Regions from separate parts of the Homo sapiens genome. Here region 2 is linked to region 1. A link is a loop called in an ENCODE intact Hi-C map of the cell type or tissue named here. Cell type or tissue: Caco-2. All regions are shown on one strand. Each heading gives the region's core, and the rest is flanking DNA. Links, peaks and the distances in the headings are about the cores only. Region 1 overlaps AOX1 (aldehyde oxidase 1). Region 2 overlaps AOX1 (aldehyde oxidase 1).

Region 1 (10,535 bases), core at 947-3,446:
CTTAAAGGTTACGTGCTTTGCACTGTGGCCTTGTACCACAGACACGCATGAGATGGCCACCTTGTCACGTGTTTTCTGCCCTGGGCACTGCAGGCATCAGAGTCCAATAAAGCCACGCTCTGCGGCAAGGCCATGGGCTGCTTTGCTTTCATTTTCAGAGGAAAAGACACAGCCCCTAGAGGTTGATGAAAATTCAATAATGCTTTTAAAAAGAACTGCTGATTTGTTTAGCTTGAATGTTAAGATATTTTACTCCCTTAGTCTCTATTCTTCTAGTGATTTTTCTGTGAGTTACATTTTAGAGTTGAATCAAACGTAAGTACTAAGAGCTTTTTGTGCTCTCGTAATGAAGGCTATTAGAAAACAGGATTCCTAACTCTCAAATGGAATTTTCTGCCACATCATAAAAATATGCCTGAAGTCACCCTGTTGGTAAAGTGGATACAGTTTGGTGGGTTTTTCCTTGAAATTATTATCAGGAAACTTGACCTCGAGAGTTTTAGTAAGTCAAGAACATGAAAAGGCTTTTTAAAGCATTTGTTCACTGAAACTATTGTTGGATTTGGTTGTGAAAGCTTATAGTATGTCGTAATGAACATTGACGTTGGTGTGTATTCCTTGAGGTTTTAGGTTCAATATGTTTAAAAATTAAAATGCACCAAACTCCATTGAAAATGATTGTTTTGAAAGTTAAAAACAGCTGCCATCTCCCCGGTGTTCTTTTCAAATATGATAGTTGAACCCTTTGGCTTATAAATACCCTAATATTTCTTAGACAATGGAATAAACTTCAGAAAGAAACAACAACAAATTAATGGATATTGAAATCATCCAAAGAAAAAGGAAAATCTTCACATAGTGCATGATCTTGAATGAGAGTTTATCATTGATTGCAAAACAAAGTTTTAGATGCAATATGTCTGCCACATAGATGAGTTTTGTTTTTGTTTTGCCCGTGGTTTTTCACACACACATACAAACATCCACATTGCTAGAGCAACGTCAGCACTCACGAAGAGCATTTTTCCCCTAAATCAGTTCATTTGCTTTGAAAATATTTTGACACAGCTTCAAAAGATCACCAGTTTGAGGAGACAGCATTCTTCCTTCCATAGTATCTTTAGCCAAATACTAAGCAGAAGCAGGTAATTGAGGACAGCTTCTTTCACCAGTAGATTTATCACAACTAACTGCAAAAAAAAAAAAAAAAAAAAAAAAATGTATGATATCTTTGACGGTAGGACAAAGACATTTTTTGGAATTTTTCCTCAGTTTTTTGGCAGGCCTCACACAACATGGTTTCAAAAGACTTTTTTTCAATGTGATGAAGTGTTTTGTTTGTTACAGTGAAATGTGTTATGTCAGTTAACTCCCAGACCCATTACAGATACCTATGAATGTCTTTCCTTAATGTCTGAGCTTATGAATTATCTGGAATTTTGCTTTTCAGGATGAAAAAACTTCTTAGGGTTTTAAAAAGAAGATGTGGGTGATTTTTTTTCACTCAAATGTGGTTCAGGTTGAGAGCCCAAGCAGCATCACAGCTCAGCACTTTGGGGGATATTTTGCAGAGGAAGTCAATTCCTACCATCTGCAACATATGAAAAACCACACCTGGTAGAACCTCATTGTTGGTTTTTCCTTTTCATCACTATCTCAGCTCCTCGAAGCAGAGGGGGAAGAGGAGAACTGAGGGGATTCCTTTGCCATGGGGACAGGGCAGTGTGAGCTACGTCAATAGAGCTGGAGTGTTGGGACTGTCTCCAATCTGTGCTCATGCCTGAACCCCAATAAGTAAACTTTTCTCTCATTTTCCCTAGTCCCCTACATTCGTGGCCTAATATCTACCTTTATTGAATGGAGCCCTGGGCCAAGGTCTAAATTATTTTTCTCGATAGTCTCCTGCTTTCTAGCTGATAAAGTCAGGATGACTCAACAATAACTGAAAATGAAAAAACAAAAACTTAGTCAATACTCCGTTTTTTGTTCACTGTATTATACTAACTACAAAACTGAAGTTTACATTTAAGTAAAAGAAATATGAAATTAGAACAATAAATGCTTATCAACAGTGTTTATTTTGCAGCAAAACAGTAAATTTTATATAAAATAGGAATAAATGCATCCTACACACATGTCTTATACCAAGTTAATTGTAGAAATTACACTACTTTCTGTGCATAGTTGTCAGCCACAATTTGGTTGACATTTTACTTCTTGTCATTTATGTTATGAAAATAATATGGTTTTTTTATTTTCAAATCAATGTTGAACATGTTCTGAAATAACACATGCCACTCTGCCGTTCTCTCCTGATATTCCAGCCCTGCCACCTGCCTGGAGAATCTCTGATCTCTATCTCCAGCCAGAGGTTTTTTGTTTTTTTGAGGCCCTTAAGTAGTTGGGTAGTGAGTGGGGAGCACTCTTCTCGAGTTCCTGGAGCAGCAGAGGGCACTGGAGAACTGTACATTTCACAGCTGTCTTAAGTAAAGCTCTCATTATAACCAGAGGTCTCCTCCATTTGTGGGATTAGATGAATTAAATCCAAATGTTCAGAAAGGAAAGCAAAACATCTGCATGAAAAGGAAATGTGTTAATCGGGGGGATCCAGACAGCTTGTCTTCAGTTCCATAGAGCAAGAGCCTTGGAGCACTTTCACTGGACCAGGGCAGACTTTGAAACAGGAAACCCTGCAGTGAAGAGTGAGATGAAATACCATTTTAGATGGATTCAAGTATCTAACTTATTGTTCATATGTGCTGAATAGGCTTTCTCAAACTGCACATTCTGGTAATCAAATACAAAAGAATTTAGCTTTTCTCCCCGCTCAGATGCCTTAAAGGATGCTATGTTGGAAATAGGCCTGTTTCTTCTTTTTTCTCCCAGTAAAGATTTTTAACCAGTATGTGTTGGCGACTTGTTCTCTCTTCCCTCCTGCCATATGATGTGTAGCCTGGCATTGTAAGGCTCATCTAAAAGGAAGATCCAGGGCTCAGGGTGATCCTGTGAGCTGCAGGATGGGAAGGGGAGGTGTCCATAGCTTTTCTCTGACCTCAACCTGGCCAACATGACTGCATGCCCCTCACCCCCAGGTCTTCCAGAGAAAGCCTCTGGGAGTCTGGCCTCAGTCCCAGTACCGAGTGCAATGTTGACACAGTGAGTTACAGATGGGGGTACCCACCAGGGCTTAGCAGGCCACTCCTCAGCCACAGCCTTCACCCTGGCCTTATGTCTGTCTCTTCACCTGCTCTCCTTCTTTCTTCATATCTTCAGTTCTTTTCACAATACACACCCGACTGGGAAAGCCATAAATTCCCATATTTGAAACACCAGGGCAGACATTGTGCTGATTAATGTCTGCTTTGATTAATGAAACACATTTAAGGTATTTACAGAGCCAACAGCAAGATATTCTGCTCCATGGGGCTCTAAGAAAGAGCAACATTAGTGGATCATTACTCCAATTGCAGGTCCCTTTGGCTTCATTCTCTATCAGGATTGTCTAAGTTAAGAGTTTTGCCAATTATTTCTTATATTTCCTCACTCAAAATTGAAAAAAAGAAGGCTATTCTGGTTGAAGTAATACCCTCAGTATTTTCTACAAACATAGTCACGATATCATCATACTCTTCTGTAAAATATTATATGTATCGTGCTTATATAGAAACAGTAAAGTCATTTTGATAATAAAATTTAAAGAGATACATAAGCATTAGCAAGAGGACATAATTTTGTATTGTCAAGAAGAAAGATTTAAATTTGTTTACTTACACAAATGGAATTTCCATTTGAGATGTTTGGGGTCTACATTCAAAAAAAGTGAAAAATAAGAACAACATCATGGATTGACATACCAGTTGGCTTATTGAATTACTGTAGTAGGTTTATTGTCTTGGTGTTATTAATAGTGACTTTTTTTTTTTTTTTTTTTGATGGCGTCTTGCTCTGTCTCCCAGGCCGGGGTGCAGTGCTGTGATCTTGGCTCGCTGCAACCTCTGCCTCCCAGGTTCCAGCGATTCTGTAGCCTCAGCCTCCCGAGTAGCTGGGATTACAGGCATGTGCCACCGTACCTGGCTATTTTGTTTTGTTTTGTTTTTTTTTAGTAGAGACGGGGTTTTACTATGTTGGCCAGGCTGGTCTCGAACTCCTGACCTCAAGTGATCTGCCCACCTTAGCCTCCCAAAGTGCTGGGATTATAGGCATGAGCCACTGTGCCCAGCCCAATAGTGCTTTTTCATATGCAAAAGTATTCTGGTTTGAGTCTAAATTATATAGCTACCTTCTTATGGGAAATGTGCATAATAATAATTCCTACTTTCTCTATAGAAATGTAAAAGTATATTTTGGTTATTTATTAAACAGAATATAGGCCCAAAGCAGCATCCTGAAGACCCAATTGGCCACCCCATCATGCATCTGTCTGGTGTGAAGCATGCCACGGGGGAGGCCATCTACTGTGATGACATGCCTCTGGTGGACCAGGAACTTTTCTTGACTTTTGTGACTAGTTCAAGAGCTCATGCTAAGATTGTGTAAGTGGTAAAATTCTTACTCAATGGGCATAAATGATTGTCTTTTCATCTAAGTCACACTAGTGAAAAGTAATGGTGTGAAGAAATAGGCTATTTGTTGGTGATATCCAATGCAGACCAGAGGTGAAACAGGATCGAAATGTAGGATTTACTACAACTTCGTTGTCCCAAGAATTTTTTCCCAATTGTCTGGCAGAGACTGTTGGACAGTTCTTACCTCTCTCATATCTTATTATCCAATTAACCATGTTCTTGGCCTCTATGGCCACTCTAAGGAGCTCTGCTGTGTATATCATCTAGGTCTATTGATCTGTCAGAAGCTCTCAGCATGCCCGGTGTGGTGGACATCATGACAGCAGAACATCTTAGTGACGTCAACTCCTTCTGCTTTTTTACTGAAGCTGAGAAATTTCTGGCGACAGATAAGGTACTGCATTTTTGCTTTCTATTTGAAAAATAACTTTCTCAGTTAACGGTGCTTCATATTTTCTTAAAGATACCATCTACTTTGGCACACCATGAAAGACTCCAGTATTCTTAGAATGCTTATTATAAAAGTATATTCTAATATTGAATGAATTCAAATATATTCATTTTCTGTACAAGTAAAGACATTAACTAGTTATATAAAAGATTATTTGGTGTTTTACATTTTCTAATAGTGAGATGGCATACTGCTAATGGTATAAATGAGTAAATGAAGATGGAATAATGGTAAATTTTATATGGAAATCCCTTCCCTGAGAAGCCCTTATTATTGTCCCAGTCTCAGTGTGGTCAAAGTTCAACTACAAGTTCAAGTGGTATCTGCACCATGAAGCCTTTTTTCTCATTCTTCAATCCAGAAGTTCATTCATTCTCTCTCTCTCTCTCTCTCAATTTATTCTGATTTATTTATATTTCCATGTGTTAAATGCGCTTTTTATTTTTTATTTTATTTTATTTTATTTTGAAATGGAGTTTCTGTTTGTCACCCAGGCTGGAGTGCAGTGGCATGATCTTGGCTCACTGCAACATCCACCTCCTGGGTTCAAGCGATTCTCCTGCCTCAGCTTCCTGAGTAGCTGGGATTACAGGCACAAATCACCATGCTCGGCTAATTTTTGTGTTTTTAGTAGACAGCATTTTTGCCATGTTGGCCAGGCTGGTCTCGAACTCCTTACCTCAGGTGATCTGCCCGCCTGGGCCTCCCAAAGTGCTGGGATTGCAGGCATGAGCCACCACGCCCGGCTTAAATGGGATTTTTAAAAGTGAGCATCTATGATGTCTGGTCACCATAGCTGAACAAGATATGTATGATCTCTACTCTCATGGAGCTTAAAGTCTAGAGGAGAAAACAAAGTGACCTTTATGTACTTTCTACCTTGTGTTAAGCTTGTTTATTTTGATGTCTTATATATTTCTTCCACCTAGTATAAATTCCTTGAGTGAGGACCCATGTCTGATTCATCTGTGTATTCCACACACTGCTTCTCACATTGCAGGGTGAATGAGTAGAGGTATAGTGATAACATTGTTGCCTTGTGAAAATTACAAATGATTAAAACTTTGGCTACAGCAAGAACAGCAGTCAACAGGTTTTCTGCATAATTCGGACTGCTCAGTTCAGTGTTTACCCAAAAGGGCTTCATAATTTGAAACAGTCCCTTCCTCTGGCTCTCCTTGGAAGATACTCCCTTGAAGATATTATCTGTAGAAATGAAAGCTTGATGACTGAGAGTTTGAACTCAAGGTTGAAACTCCCCCAAAGCAGGGCTGTGTAGCACTGGCAGAGACGGTGAGAATTTAAGCCCTTTGCATAAATGTTTACTAAACAAGTGAAACTGATCTTGGCTGCATGATAGTACCTGCTCTTTGAGGTGTGCTTATGAAGATCATAAGCATCTCAGGGGCCACATCTATGTGCCAGGTCACAGGAGCAAAATCAGGAGTCTTTGGAGTGCCATTGTGAATGATTGCCTTTGTTGGTTTAATGCTTTTTAAAACATTCATTTATGGCACTTAATGGCTTTTAAAAGTCTTTTCATTGTAGAAATTGTAAGCATACACAAAAATGGGAAAGTATTATACAATGAACCCCATAGATCCATCACCCAGCTTCAACAGTTATCAACACGTTACCATTCTTGTTTCATTTTTCTCTCCTTCACTGCCCCTACCCCAAACAAACACACTTTTTTTGTGTTCATGCTAGATTTTATGTTTTTAATGCCTTTTTTTCGATGATAAAACTACTTTATGTTCATTGTGGAAAAGACATAATAGTTCAAAGTCAATTTTTAAAATGAGTGATTACATTGAAATTGTGAATCACAGCATAAAGTAGGAGAGAGAACTCAGCAATGATGGTGACTTCTTCCAGTCCAGACTGTTTTTACCTTTCTCAAGTCTTAAGGTTTCTTTTCCCCATCTAAATTTCTGCTGTGGTCCCTGTGTGAACTCCTGAGCCTAGCTGCCCCACCTGCAGGCGAATAATCCTAGCTGTCAACCCCCCCAGGAAGGGGATGCTGTCTGCTTGGTCACGTCTTGGCTAGGACATCTTTTCATGAAAAGACAGTTTGTGAGGAGAGATGTGCTCACCATCAGGGTTCTGTTATCACAGGGGACTCCCCTTCCCAGGTCATCCCCTTTTTCTCTCTGGTTGAGATGATCTGTGACTTCCTGGTCCTCCCTGTCCGTGCAGGCAGAGGCTGCCTCTCTCAGAACAGCTCTGATTGTCGTGTGACAGCCAAACATCAAGCCATGGGACAGGCTGGCCCTCACACAGCCTCATAGGCTTGGCCTGGAGCCTGAGCCTGCTGTCCTCAAGACAGCATCACTCCTGCTCCTCTGATACAGCACAAGGATCTAAACTTCCCCCAGTGCCTCGGATCAGGAGGCCAGCTGTGGTTATAGTCATGGACAGATGTGGAGGGGTCACACCTGTGTGTATCTAGCCCTAGCCCTACTGTAATCGAGTACTAGGAGGGAGGAAGAAAATGAATAAAAGAGAGGACCTGATGCCTGCCCTCCTTGACAACAAAGGTCTTTCTGTGTCGTAGGTGTTCTGTGTGGGTCAGCTTGTCTGTGCTGTGCTTGCCGATTCTGAGGTTCAGGCAAAGCGAGCTGCTAAGCGAGTGAAGATTGTCTATCAAGACTTGGAGCCGCTGATACTAACAATTGAGGTAATGAGTTCTGTGGAATGGTGGTGCCAGTTGGGAGCCAGAACAAATATCAGTTAAAATGCTTTTGGCTACTGTAACAGGAAAATGTGGCTCAAAGTGGCCTCCAAAGCACACGGACTTTATTAACCTCTAACCAGTCTCAGTATTAACAATTTCCCCAAGGACATGGCTTCTTTTTGCCACTCTTCTCTGCTGCCCACAATACAAGCTCAATTCCTGTGGTCACACAGATGGCCGCCAGGACAACCTGGACTTCCTTGTTCATGTTCAAGGAGTAAGAGGAACCCTATTGCCCCAGCATTCTAAGCACAAATCCTGAGATCCAGCCTAATTAAGCCACTTAGGTCACATATCCATCTCCAAATTAATGACTGGCAGAGGAATGGAGGAGCTGTTGGTTACTTCTAGGGGTAGGAGTTGGGGTCAGGTTTCTCTGAAGTAAGTGGGCTATGTAGGGGAGTGTAGGAAACTGAAACAAATCTGAGCCCTGTTTGGAAAGGGAAAGGGGAGGGGATGCTAGATGGGAAACAGTGATGTCCAGGAAAGTGGATCCACTCTATGACTTTTTACCCACCTTCACCCAGGCACATGGTGAGGACCAACAGGATGTTCCATGAAGTGAGTGTCAGAGACACGATTTTTAGATTTTTCAAGAGATAAGTCGTATGATGCCTACAGGTATTTTGGCAACTTAAACTGGAGAATTGCATTTTCTATCCTGATTTTTAGAAAGGAGTTGAAAATTTATAAAGGCTATAAGACTCATCTCCATGAAATGATAGGATGTTCTCTTGTGTGCATTCCATTGGTTCTTATAATTTCCTGGATGATGAAAGAATGAACACTGGGGAGGCAGTGTAAATAGATGAGACTCAGTCCATACAGGCCGCATGTGCTCTGGGACACAATATTAGCTTCACAGCATAATGAACATGTTGTTCTCTGGGTGACCGGCATGGCCTGAGGCAGAATTGAGGAAACAACCTGGGCACGATCAGTGTCTCCAGGAGAACTGGGTGTTGGGGGTGCTTCTTGCCATGCTGCTTGATGCTTAGGAACATGGAGTTTGTCTCTGGGAATTTTTCTTACATTTTAAAATAAAAATAAAATCATGTCAAATAGACAAAAACGTAGAAGTCTAATTGGAGTCGAAGTGTGATTAGGCCTCCCAAATTTTCCTGGCCAGTTTCAAATTCAAACACTCTGTTCCCTTCTCAGGCCCTTTTCATTTACATGTTGCATGCTGCTCTTGCTTCATATATTCTGTCCCCTGAAGTTTGCTGGAGAGTTAGAATTACTTATTAGAAATTATTTACGTAACACTTCATCAATATTTTGTTTATAAATCTTTGCCCAATATCAGGGGCTAAATATCTACTCTCCACTCCCCCTACCTTCCAGCCAAATAAAAGCCCCAATAAGCAAATATAATAGATGCCACTCCCCCCACCCTCACCACTTCAACCAGCAGACTCGTGATTGTCTGCCAGAGAATCCCAGCATCAGATACAAGCTCTGGCTTTGTGGAAAAGAGTTGCCTCACATTGTGTTCAGAGATTAAGCTCTCAAAGTCTAAAGATCATCAACTGGATCAGAGCAAATTTAATCAAAGTTTAGAGCAGGGAAATATGCCCCTCTCCCTATACATTACAGTTCTTTTATCACTTTCCTGACTAAGAAAAATTCAGAAAATTGGCTCAAAGTTATTCAAAGAGCAAGCAGCCAGTGAAGTTGAAAAAGATGAAACTTTTAAAAATAGGATTTATAAAACCTAGCTTTTTTTTCAACCTGGAATCTCTTTAATCTTAGATTAATAAGAAAAGCACATGAACAGATTCCAATAGGAAGTGTGTTATCAATCAAAATAGAACAAAAACAAATATATCTCTGTCACTATCACAAAGATTTAATCTGGCACATGCTTTTCGAGTTTTTAGTAGATTGAATGGGGCAACGATCAAAACTCTTGAATCAAGGGGTAAGGCTGATGACCATAATGGAAAAAAATGTGTTCCCTACCGGAATCTGTCCTGAATAATAATCATCAACAACAACATGAGCATAGCTAGGACCTATACAGAGCTCACTGTGTGGTCAACATGGTTCTAGGTCAGTTTCACACATTAACTTACTAAATGCTCACCACAATCCTATGAGGCAAAAACTATTTTTATCCCCATTCTGATGGGGAAACTAAAAGGCAGGGTTACCCAAGGTTACATAGCTAGTCAGTAACAAAAACAATCAACAAACACTCTGTCAAAGAACCTGGGCCCCACCGGTGCTATAAACAAACCAACCCAGTTTTTGAATGGGGGAAATGGCAGAATCACAATAGCCCATCCCTCTAAGGGGTGTTGTCTAGACACCTACTGGTGGCCAGAAGGAAACAGAGATAAGAGAATCCCCAACTACCAACAGAATGGAATTTCATGGATGGACAATAACCCACAGTAGATAATGCCAGCAGGAGCTGGCACACCACATTTGCCAGTGGACACATGGATTACTGCAAGATAAATTCTCAGGGATAGCTAAAAACCAACCTATGTTATTGTAACTACATCTCTGGTTTTGTGCACCACTGTACCCTTTTACTGGGCACCCAGGGAGAGCCAATAGGAGCTAGTGTATAAATGGATTTGTACACCCAGCTCCCAGACAGGGCTTGTCTGAAATCTTACTTCCAGAGCTGGAGGTCCCAGGTGCTCTACTGCCCTGTGCAAATGAAATGCTCATCCCCACAAAGAAGGAATATGGGGCTGGCAGGCAGAGCCACCATGATCCCAATCACTAGAGTCTTTTCAACTAGCAATTATTGAGTGTTTACTATATGCAA
Region 2 (10,535 bases), core at 4,687-7,186, 52 kb after region 1:
TTAGTCATGTGGATTTTCTTATATTCCTATATATGCATTGTCCTTGTTAAGATCCAAGAACAAGGTAATAATTAGCCTAGTATGAAATTTTAAGGCATGTTCCTATAACTTATTTGAATGATCTTAGGGGATGTGTCATATAGCCTCATCAGATGCCTTCATAAAAGCTAAATCTCAGCTCAGGTTAGTGTCACTGCTAGGCAAAGGGCCAGAATGTGACATTCTACCAGGGGCCCTCCCCAAAGGCCTGTTTCTCAGCCATTCTCCTGTTGATAGACTTGCCCTTATTCCGGCAAAATTTTCCTCACTTTGAACCTACATCTAAATATCAGTTACCTGTTCTGTACAACAAATTACCCCCAAACTTAGTGCTGAAAACAGTGGATGCTCATTAGCTCACACCACTTCTGAGGGGCTGGCCTCCGGGAGTGGCTTATCTGGGTGATTCTGCATGAGGCTTGTCAAGCTGTGGCTGGGGCAACAGTCATCTCAAGGCTCAACGGGGACAGGAGAATCCTGTTCCATCTCCCTCCATCATAGCGTTGTTGACAGGAGGCTCAGCTTCTCACTGGCTGTTGGCCAGAGGCCTCCATTCTTTGTCATGTGGATACCTCTTTGTAGGCTGCCTGAGTGTCCTCAGGACAAGACAACTGGCTTCCTCCAGAGAGACCAGCCCAAGAGAAAAAGAGAGAGCATGTGCAAGCGAGAGAGTACCCGAGACAGAAGCCCAGCTTTATAACCTAATCTCAGAGTGACTACTGTCACCTCTGCCATAGCCTACTGGTCAAACAGGCTGGCCTGGTAGAGTATAGGAGGAGACTACATATGGATGTGAATACCAGGAGGTGAGGATTATCCAGAGCCATCTTTTAGGCAGCCTACCACAACCTAGATCCACTCTCTCCAGTCCTAACAAAAGACACGACAGACAGCACTAAGCCTACAGCTTTGTGGGTTGTTTTTTTCTGTTTTGAGGTGGATTCTTGCTCTGTTGCCCAGGCTGGAGTGCAGTGGCATGATCTCAGTTCACTGCAGCCTCTGCCTCCTGGGTTCAAGTGATTCTCGTGCCTCAGCCTCCTGAGTAGCTGGGACTACAGGCACGTGCCATCACCCCTGGCTAATTTTTGTATTTTTAGTAGAGACGGCATTTCACCATGTTGGCCAAGCTGGTCTCAAACTCCTGGCCTCAAGTGATCTGCCCCCCTCGGCCTCCCAAAGTGCTGGGATTACAGGCATAAGCCAGCCCCACCAGCCTAAGCACACAGCTTTGAAAGCACAACCTTCACTAACACTGAAGACTTTAGAGCTCCTCCTCTAACCTTCAGCTGAGGCCACTTATCTCCTGGAAGGCCAGTCTTGCTGACTGATGTCAAAGAGGACTTTACATTTTACTGTGTGTTTAAATAAGAAATGTGAGTTCCTGAAGTTTTATTATTGTCAAACATTCCAGATCATTATCTAATTTTCAAATGTTACATGAAAGTCCCAGATCAAATAAGGAAACTCTTGGATTTCTTTTGTTCAATTAGTAATTATAAGAACAATCTGTTAGTCATGGCAGAGACCATTATATCACATTAAAAAAAATGTACAGACTTGCTGGAAAGCAAAGGTGTTACTAACACTCTGGCTGGGCCTGCTGTACTTCTCCTCATTTGTAGGTTATCAGTAGCAAGTTGTAGTGTCAACTTTATTCTCTTCTCTGCTACAAAAATGAAAAGTCTAGAACAGCAGATGACAATTTGAAGACTTTTTTGTTGGTGCACCCTGAACTCTGTGGTTCAGTAAACATTCCTCAGCCAGTTGTACCTGGATGTTTGGTTGTATGCTAGCCATTAAGCTTTGCAACTAGGATCGTGAGGGCCATAGATGTTTTCTTTTGTTGTGTCATATGTTATATCTGTTGTAGTGAATTAAACTCAATCTGTTGCATCATACAGCTTGAATCAAAATGAAGTAAATATTTTTTTCTCCTATTATTTCCAAGAAAAAAAGACAGTGCTTCAGCTGGCTAAGAGTATTTGTATAATTTTGAAAGTTTTACATAATAAACTTTGTCCTATAATAAAATCTTTGTTGCTTCTTTCGAAATGACATGGCTGAAAGAAAGGCTTTATACCAAAGTCAGCCTGGCAGGAAGTGTTCCTCAGCTTCTTCTCCCTAAGTTATTCTCATTAAAATAAACATTTTAACTTTTTTTTAATACTAGAACATCAGAACAGACATTGTCATGGATGTTGGCTGCAGTATAAATCCAGCCATTGACATAGGCCAGGTACGTGTAACTGATGTGTCTCACTTTCTATTTGTAAAAGCCAAAAGTGCGGTGGGGTCTGCAGGAGAGCATTCCATCAGTCTTATTCATCATCTTATTTTTCTAACCCTTTAGTCAACTCTATTCAGACCAACTGCAGAGCTCAAATGTTTTACTGTTTAAAAGGGGGAAGGAAATAAAGGTGTTTTAGGTAGTTTTTGAAGAAACATAAAATCTGTGACTAGGGAGCTTGAATGAGGCAAGACCAAGCCTACAGGTGACTGATGAGCTCCAAACTTCTGGGACATAAATAGAGTTAGTGCCCAGTGCTGAGCCTTAGCCACACGATGGGCTTCAGCTTCGAGGAGTTTGAAGTCGTGTTGGGATAACAAGCCTCAAGTCATCAGAGCAGTAGCTGTTGGTAGGCAGCCTGTAGTGCTGGATTCCACCCACAGACATTTTCAAATTTAAATTTGAAATAGTTGAAAAGATTGGAAAGTCATAAATATCTAGTTTCTCTTGAAAACAGAAAGTTTGCCCACACTGGATCCTCATTTCCATGAGTGAAGTCGGTGGGCTGTACCTTTAGAGTCCCACACTCTCCAATGACACAGGACCCACCTGGAATCTTCATATACTGGGTTTGCGTGTCTCGAACCTGGAGGCAATTCAGCTCATTACCTCTGATTTAGGGCACCATCTTGTGTCCCCTCCCCCCCACCCCCCGCCCCCACCATCATGACATTGCATTATTGGCGAATGGGAAGAATCTGTGGTGTGGAGAAGTCAAAGGAGGCTTAGGGAGGAAGTGGGTGTGAACCAGGTTGTCAAGGAAAGAATGAGAAACGACATTAGGGGTGAAAGAAGAGTGGAGGAAGTCACCCTACAGAAACACATGGAATTTAGCATGCCTGTTCATGGCTGCTAATCAGGCCAGGGCAGATGACTATGGGGAAGGCCTGTGTGGGAGGGGTGGGCCATGAGGAGGGAGTCAGAGAGCAGAAGAGGGCTGGGGACTGCCAGGGGTGGGTGGAGGGCTTTTAGAGACAAGACTTCACTTAGTGGGGATGGACTGAAGTGTTTGGAAGACTGATCTAAAATCAGAGTCCAGAGATGTGAGGCTAGCCACTTTGTGGGCAAGGAGGTGGGATGAGACAATGGGATTGTAGCATTCACTAGCACCCTGGGGTCTCTGGACACATCAGTCAGGGGGGTTTGTCTGCCTCATGGGCAAAAAACAAAAGAAGAGGGTGCTTGGGCTCCAGACTCTGTGAAGACTCTTCCTGAGCACTCATTTCAATGGCCAAACCAAAATTAGAACCCTAGTCCTTTGTCTTTGACCTTCTTTTTTTCATGATTTTTATTTATTATTATTATTATTTTTTTTTTTTGAGACTAAGTTTTGCTCTTGTTGCCCGGGCTGGAGTGCAATGGTGCAATCTCAGCTCACCGCAACCTCCGCCTCCCAGGTTCAAGCGATTCTCCTGCCTCAGCCTCCCGAGTAGCTGGAATTATAGGCATGCACCATCACACCCAGCTAATTTTTTTTGTATTTTTAGTAGAGACGGGATTTCTCTATGTTAGTCAGGCTGGTCTCAAACTCCCAACCTCAGGTGATCCGCCTGCCTCGGCCTCCCAAAGTGCTGGGATTACAGGTGTGAGCCACCACGCCCGGCTGACTTTGAACTTCTTTTAACTTAATGCTGAACAAACATGTTTAAAATGGCTTTTAGATAAACTTTCAGCAACATGCTCCAAGACACCCTGAAAATGCTCTTAAACTGTAATTTTAAAATTCAAGCAAACAGCATGAAGTTGAAATGCTACTTAGTGTTGACTGTGTTTTCTCATACGTGGAAATTCTTTTTTTGTTCTTGCCTCAGATTGAAGGTGCATTTATTCAAGGCATGGGACTTTATACAATAGAGGAACTGAATTATTCTCCCCAGGGCATTCTGCACACTCGTGGTCCAGACCAATATAAAATCCCTGCCATCTGTGACATGCCCACGGAGTTGCACATTGCTTTGTTGCCTCCTTCTCAAAACTCAAATACTCTTTATTCATCTAAGGTAAGTAATGTTCTATGGGTAAATATGCATGTTTATATGATACCTGTTGGGTGACAGGAAGGCTACATTCCTCTCTTGGCTGTTTGGGATTTTTACCAGGATTGCAGAAGAAAAATTCTTATTAAACATTTTAATTCTAATCTAACATTATGATAAAAATTTTTAGTATTCCAAATCTTAGAACTTAACATCAACTACTATTGCCATCAGGTTCTATCTAATTTTTCACCTTGCAATAATCATCTTCATGCCTAATAATCATCTTCTGTATGTAGGTCATTTCCTGAGGCTAGAATTCTAAGAATGGGAATATTGGATCAAAAGATTAAATTACTTTTTGAAACAAAAAATTTATATAGGCCGGGCGCAGTGGCTCATGCCTATAATCCAAGCACTTTGGGAGGCCAAGGCGGGCAGATCACCTGAGTCCAAGAGTTCGAGACCAGCCTGGCCAACCTAGTGAAACCCCATCTCTGCTAAAAATACAAAAAAATAGCCAGGTGTGGCGGTGCATGTCTATAATCCCAGCTACTTGGAGGCTGAGGCAGGAGAATGGCTCAAACCTGGGAGGCGGAGGTTGCAGTGAGCTGAGATTGTGTCACTACACTCCAGTGTCATGCTTGGGCAACAGAGCCAGACTCTGTCTCAAAAAAAAAAAAATGTACATATGTAGTACGTAATATTTTTATATATGCACATATGCTATAAATATGCACATATATACAGAGTGAGAGAGAGAGGTATAATCTAGTTGGCATGCTTCCTTTCAAGGGTCTGGGAGAGTCGGGGGTGTTCCTGGGGTGTTCCGTGTTTTTCGCTATCCATGACGCAGTGAGTGCAGCACGACAGGAGAGAGGCCTGCATGGACCCTTGACCCTTAATAGTCCACTGACCCCGGAGAAGATTAGGATGGCCTGTGAAGACAAGTTCACAAAAATGGTACGTTTGCATGGTAGAAAAAAAATAGTGATCATAAAATTCTGAATTTTTGGCCTCTGTTCTTGTGGTAAGTTTTCGTGAACGCACTGCTGTGGCTTTTCTTGCCAGAAAAGGTGACGGGAAACCTGGGGGCATTTGAGCAGATGTGCAGAGGGGTCCTTGAACTTGTACCCCTCGGGTTGCATTTTTTCATCAGCCTGCCCCTGCTTGGCTCCATTCTATACTATTTGACAAAAGAAAGTTCATTCCCATTAGTTTTATGTTCCTCTCCTGTTTTGCTCCCTTCCTAGGACACCTTGGTCAGGAATAGAAGTTCAGGAACTATGCCCTGAACCTAGGACACCCAGTCCAGGAATATAGGCCCCTCTGACAGTCTGCCTCCACCCCAACCCCAAACGGGCACCCGGAAAGTATGCTAGCAGGAACCCCTCCCCTCTGGCAACAGCGCCCATGCCGAGCAGACATCTCTACCCTCCTTGGATATTTTCAGGGACAGGGTTTTTAATTGTGGAAGAAAGTCATACTGTTCACAGTTACCACCCTGACTTTGACTGAAGGGAAAGCCCCTCCCATCCTCCACTCACACTGGCTCTTTGTGGTATCCTTCATGGTTTTCCCTAAGCCCCTGACACGTTGCTTTTTCTACTCTGGAGAAACAGAGACCCACTCCACTTTTCACTGGGTGGTCTTCAAGCGTGAGATGATAACCCCAGGACCTCTCCAGTCCTCCCCTGGCTTCCTCTATACTTCACAGGCTGTTGTTCCCTGACCTGTCATGGCCCTGGTTGCCCTCTGCTGGTGTTTAACCTACTTTATGTTCTTCTATTTTTCACCTAAGTCACAAACATTTCCCAGGTTTGAACATCCAGATTTGTTTTTATTTTAGATTCCGAGAGATGAACCTGGATCCTACGTTCCTTGGAATGTACCCATCTGAATCAAATGCAAACTTCTGGAGAAAACAGAGTGCCTCTTCCCAGATGGCAATCTGTCCTATCTCTGTGCTGGAAGATGCTAGATCTGAAAGACAGAGTTTCCACAGTTCAGAAATCATCCCACAGTGTTGCTTTTCTATGGAGCTGATTTAAAGTATTCCATTTAGATTTGATAGATATGCTTAAGCAATCTATAAATCATTTTCAATGTTATAAACACTAATTGGTTTCCTCTAGGGTGATATCCGTCATTACTCTGTCTCTTCAATCCATCCAGCTAAATGGAATAGGTGATGACTTGCATGTGACTCCTACTTGGCTTCTATCCACCAACAGAAATTATACCATATAGTGAAAGGCAATTTTCTAAATAATTTCATTACTAATATGAACTGTGAAGTTGTCATTTTTTCATTTGTCCTTTTCTGCTATCACCTTCCTCTTGTCAGAATGAATATAGACACTGTATCTAAGTGGGACCAAAGAAAAAATAGCGAACTTTCACCAAAGTTTTCATGAAAACCCAAAAGCTTTAAAAGTTACTATCAAGAAATTGAAAGGAAACCCACAGAATAGGATAAAATATTTGTAAATCATATATTTGATAAAAGTCTTGTAACCAGATACATAAAGAGCTCTTACAACTCAATAAAAGGCAAGTAATTTAAAAATAGGCAAAAGAATTGCTGGATGGTATGGTAGTTCTATTTTTAGTTTTTACCCTAACTACTCTGACTTGATCATTTAACATTCTGTGTATGTAACAAAATATCACATGCATAAATATTATGTATCAATAAAATTTTTTAATGGGCAAAGGATTTGAGTAGATGTATCTCCAAAGAAGATATATAAATGGCTAGTAAGCATTAAAAATATGCTCAAACTCATTAGTCATTAAGGAAATGCAAATCAAAACCACAATGAGCCACCATTTTATATGCAGTAGGATGATTGTAATCAAAATGATGGACAGCAGTAAGTATTGGCTAGGATAGGGAAAAATGGGAACACTTATCCATTGCAGGGGGCAGTGTAGAATGGTGTAGATACTGTGGAAAATAGTTTAGCATTTCCTCAAGGAGTTAAACATAGTTAACATAGAAGTTAAACATAGAATTACCATAATCTTAGGTATATACCCAAGAGAATTTAAAACATATATTCACCCAAAAATGTATACATAACTGTTCATAGCATTATTCATAGTATCCCAGAAGTGGAAACAACTCAAATTTCCATCAACTAATAAAATGTGGTATATCCACACAAGAGAGTTTTATTTGGCCATATAAAAAAAAAGCACTATTACATGTGACAACATGGATGAACCTTGAAAACATTGTCTAAATGAAAGAAGCCAGGCACAAAAGGCTGCATATTATATGATTCCATCTATACAAAATGTCCAGAACAGGCAAATTCACAGACACAAAGTAGATTAATGGCTACCAGAGGCTGCTGGGACCACAGACTGCTAATGGATATGGGATTCCTTTTCGGGGTGAGAAAAATGTTCTAGAATGAGTGGTGATAATTTTACAACGTGTGAATATACTAAAAACCACTGAATTGTAATTTTATAAAGGTGAGTTTTATGGTATGTGAATTATACCTCAATTTTTAAAAAAGTATCTGTGGAGAGAAACAGAAAATGTGGGAAAGATTGAGAAGTTGTGAGAATCAAGAAGCCTGTCCCAATCAATGGCTTTCCAAAAACATGGAAGCCTCAAAGGGAGGCTAAATAGCAAGGCATAGTCAAGGAAAAACGCCATTTCCGTTAAGAGCAGAGAGAAGTCACATGGATCTCTGCCTTTAAGAGCAGATTTTCTCATTTATACCACAAGTATTTATAGAGCATTTTACTCTGTGCCAGGCACTGTACTAGGCACTTGAGATTTATCAGCAAACAAAATAGACAGAGATCCCTGTCCTTGGGAAGATCCTATTTTGGTAAGGGCAGGCAGAAAAATTTTAAAAATAATAAGTAAATTACAGGAGTATGGTTGATGCTTGAGTGCTAAGGGAAGAAGTAGAAGTGGAGCAGGTTAAGGCCAATGGAGAGTGATGGAGCAGGTGGCAGGTTGTGGTTAGAATAGGTCAGAGAAAGCCCTCCTGAGGAAATGAGAATGGAGGCTGTGAGCTAAGCAGGTATCTGGAGGAAGAGCATTACTGGGGAGACAAGGCATTAGAGCAGAGTCTCTTGCAAGCAAGTGTGCCTGGCCCGTTTGTGGAGCAGCAGTGGGGCCCATGTGGCTAGCACAGAGCCAGGGACGGGGGCAGCCATGTAGAACCTGGAGGCCGCTATAAGGACTTGAGCTTTTAATCTAAGTGGCTGCAGAGCAGAAAAGTGACATGGACTTGCTTCTGTTGCAAAGGATTATCCTGGATGCTGTGCTGATGCAGGTCGTGGGAGGGCAAAAGTCGAGGGTAGATGCCTCCTTTCTGTCCCTTTGCCAACTCCTCCCCCTCCAGCCCACCTCTGTAAATGTTGGAATTCTCGAGACAGCCATGGGCCCTCTTTCCCAGTCTCTCTGCCTGGTGGGTGGCTGCCTTTACTCCCATGGCTGGAGGTAACTCTCTTGCTTAAGCTCTGGCTCTGTAAACCCAACTCTTGCTTTTCATTGCCACTTGGATGTCTCAAAGGCACTTCAAACGTCCCAAGCAGATCTCCTTTTCTGTACAGCCATCCACAGGTTGCTAGGCCGGAAACGGGAAATGATCTGAGGTGCTCTGTTCTCTTTGCGCACACATCTATTCAGGCACGAAATCCTGTCAATCCCACATCAAAGACAGTTCCTGAATCTGCCTCTCCCTCTCTTTATTTCCATAGCCTCTATGTTACTCCAAGCCACCTTCATTTCTCCCCTGACTATTGCAATAATCCCCTCCTGATTTCCCTGCATTCATTTTGCTTTCCTTCCAACCATTCTCACATTGAAGCCAAAGATATACATGAATTTGTGGGCACACACACATGCACATGCACACACAAAATCATCATGTTACACTCTTGCCTAAAACCCTTCAATTGCTTCCTATTCATCTCAGCAGAACATGTCCCAAATCCCTAAGATGGCATCTGCAGCCTAGGTTATCTAGCCCCAGCCTGTCTCTCCAGCGTTGGCTCATGTTCCCTTCCCTTTTCCTGTCTGGGTTTCCTGTTGTAGCTCTCACTCTGGAGCCTTTGCCTGTGTCCTCTGTCTGGAGGGTTCTATCACTTTTACCCCTCCTTGGGTCTGACTGCCACTATCCAGTACTGCTCTGCAGTTACAGGCACAAAAGTAACTTGAGGATCTTGTGAAAACACAAGTCGTAAGATCAGGCAAGCAAAAGCTATACAGTAAGAAGGAAGCAGAACATCCAGAACCAAGCAGGAGCAGGAGCGGGAGGAACAAGCCAGCAGCAGAAGCAGGTACCCCAGACACAGTGGCCCACGCCGGTGCTTCAGCGTCTCTCCCTCAACTCACACCTAGAGCTGCTAGGCAGAGTGGAGGGGTCCTTAAGCTGATGCAGAAGGAAAAAGACAGAGCTGGGTTCACAAGAGGGTTGGCTCCATACTTGGGTACAATCCAGATATGCAGTGTTGGCAGTATAGACCCTCTTAGAGGTGGCAAGGGGAAATTTTCCCAATAGGCAGGGCTTTGGGGAGCACACTGATTATCCACATTATGTGGAAAACAGGAGTGGTGCAACCCAAGGTTAGGATATATATGGAACAAATGGTTTGGCCAGCTGGTCAAGGGCCTGGGTGGGGGGGGTGATATTACAAGACTGGGGACAAGATGGCATATGAATGGGCATATGGAAGTGGCATGATATGTGAAGATTTTTGTATCACAGGTTAACACCCAGCAGGAAGCTCCCACTGTGAAAGATTTGCTAAACAATTAAGTGGACCAAATGAGATGGCCATGTGACATTAGCCAACTCTGTCATCCATCACCCCAGTCAGTGCTCACCCAATGGTGTCAGGGATGGAGGCCTTGCACGGGCCCGACAGCATGGGCTTCCACTTGCCATGTAGCTGATGCTGATGCTGAACATCCAATCTGCTTCCAACACAGACCAAAACTGGTCCTCAATTTGACACCATCCCTCCAGGAGACCAACTGGCCATTTGGTGGCAAATTGACTACACTGAACCCTTTCCATTCGGGAAGGGGCAATGATTCACTTTAACGTTTTCTGGGTAGAGGTTTGCCTTTCCTGCCTGCAAGATCTTAGCCATCACCACTATCTAAGGGCTTACACAGTATTACATTAATCATCATAAGATCCCATGTAACATCACGCCGGGGCAATTTACAGCAAAGTAAGGGGATCTGCTTCACA

The links. Peaks named below come from ENCODE experiments on the same cell type or tissue, not always from the same donor. Only the 100,000 strongest peaks of a DNase experiment are listed, where the experiment ranks them.
Region 2: a loop joins it to region 1, with 11 times the contacts of the local background. A loop is called at or near these places in 4 of 110 quality-filtered maps.

Annotation. Positions count from the first base shown.
Region 1 is chr2:200,616,288-200,626,822 of GRCh38, forward strand. AOX1 (aldehyde oxidase 1) reads left to right here. Exons shown (of 35, transcript NM_001159.4): 17 at 4,363-4,532; 18 at 4,833-4,959; 19 at 7,574-7,696. Among named protein-coding and RNA genes, the nearest start is that of AOX1, 36 kb to the left of the region's middle. In Caco-2, for the core only: no CTCF peak of the experiment used is centred there; a DNase peak (open chromatin) is centred at 2,449.
Region 2 is chr2:200,664,478-200,675,012 of GRCh38, forward strand. AOX1 (aldehyde oxidase 1) reads left to right here. Exons shown (of 35, transcript NM_001159.4): 32 at 2,210-2,275; 33 at 4,138-4,326; 34 at 5,098-5,265; 35 at 6,152-7,018. The coding sequence ends at 6,202. Among named protein-coding and RNA genes, the nearest start is that of LINC01792, 65 kb to the right of the region's middle. In Caco-2, for the core only: a CTCF peak has its summit at 6,062 (motif pointing left); no DNase peak of the experiment used is centred there.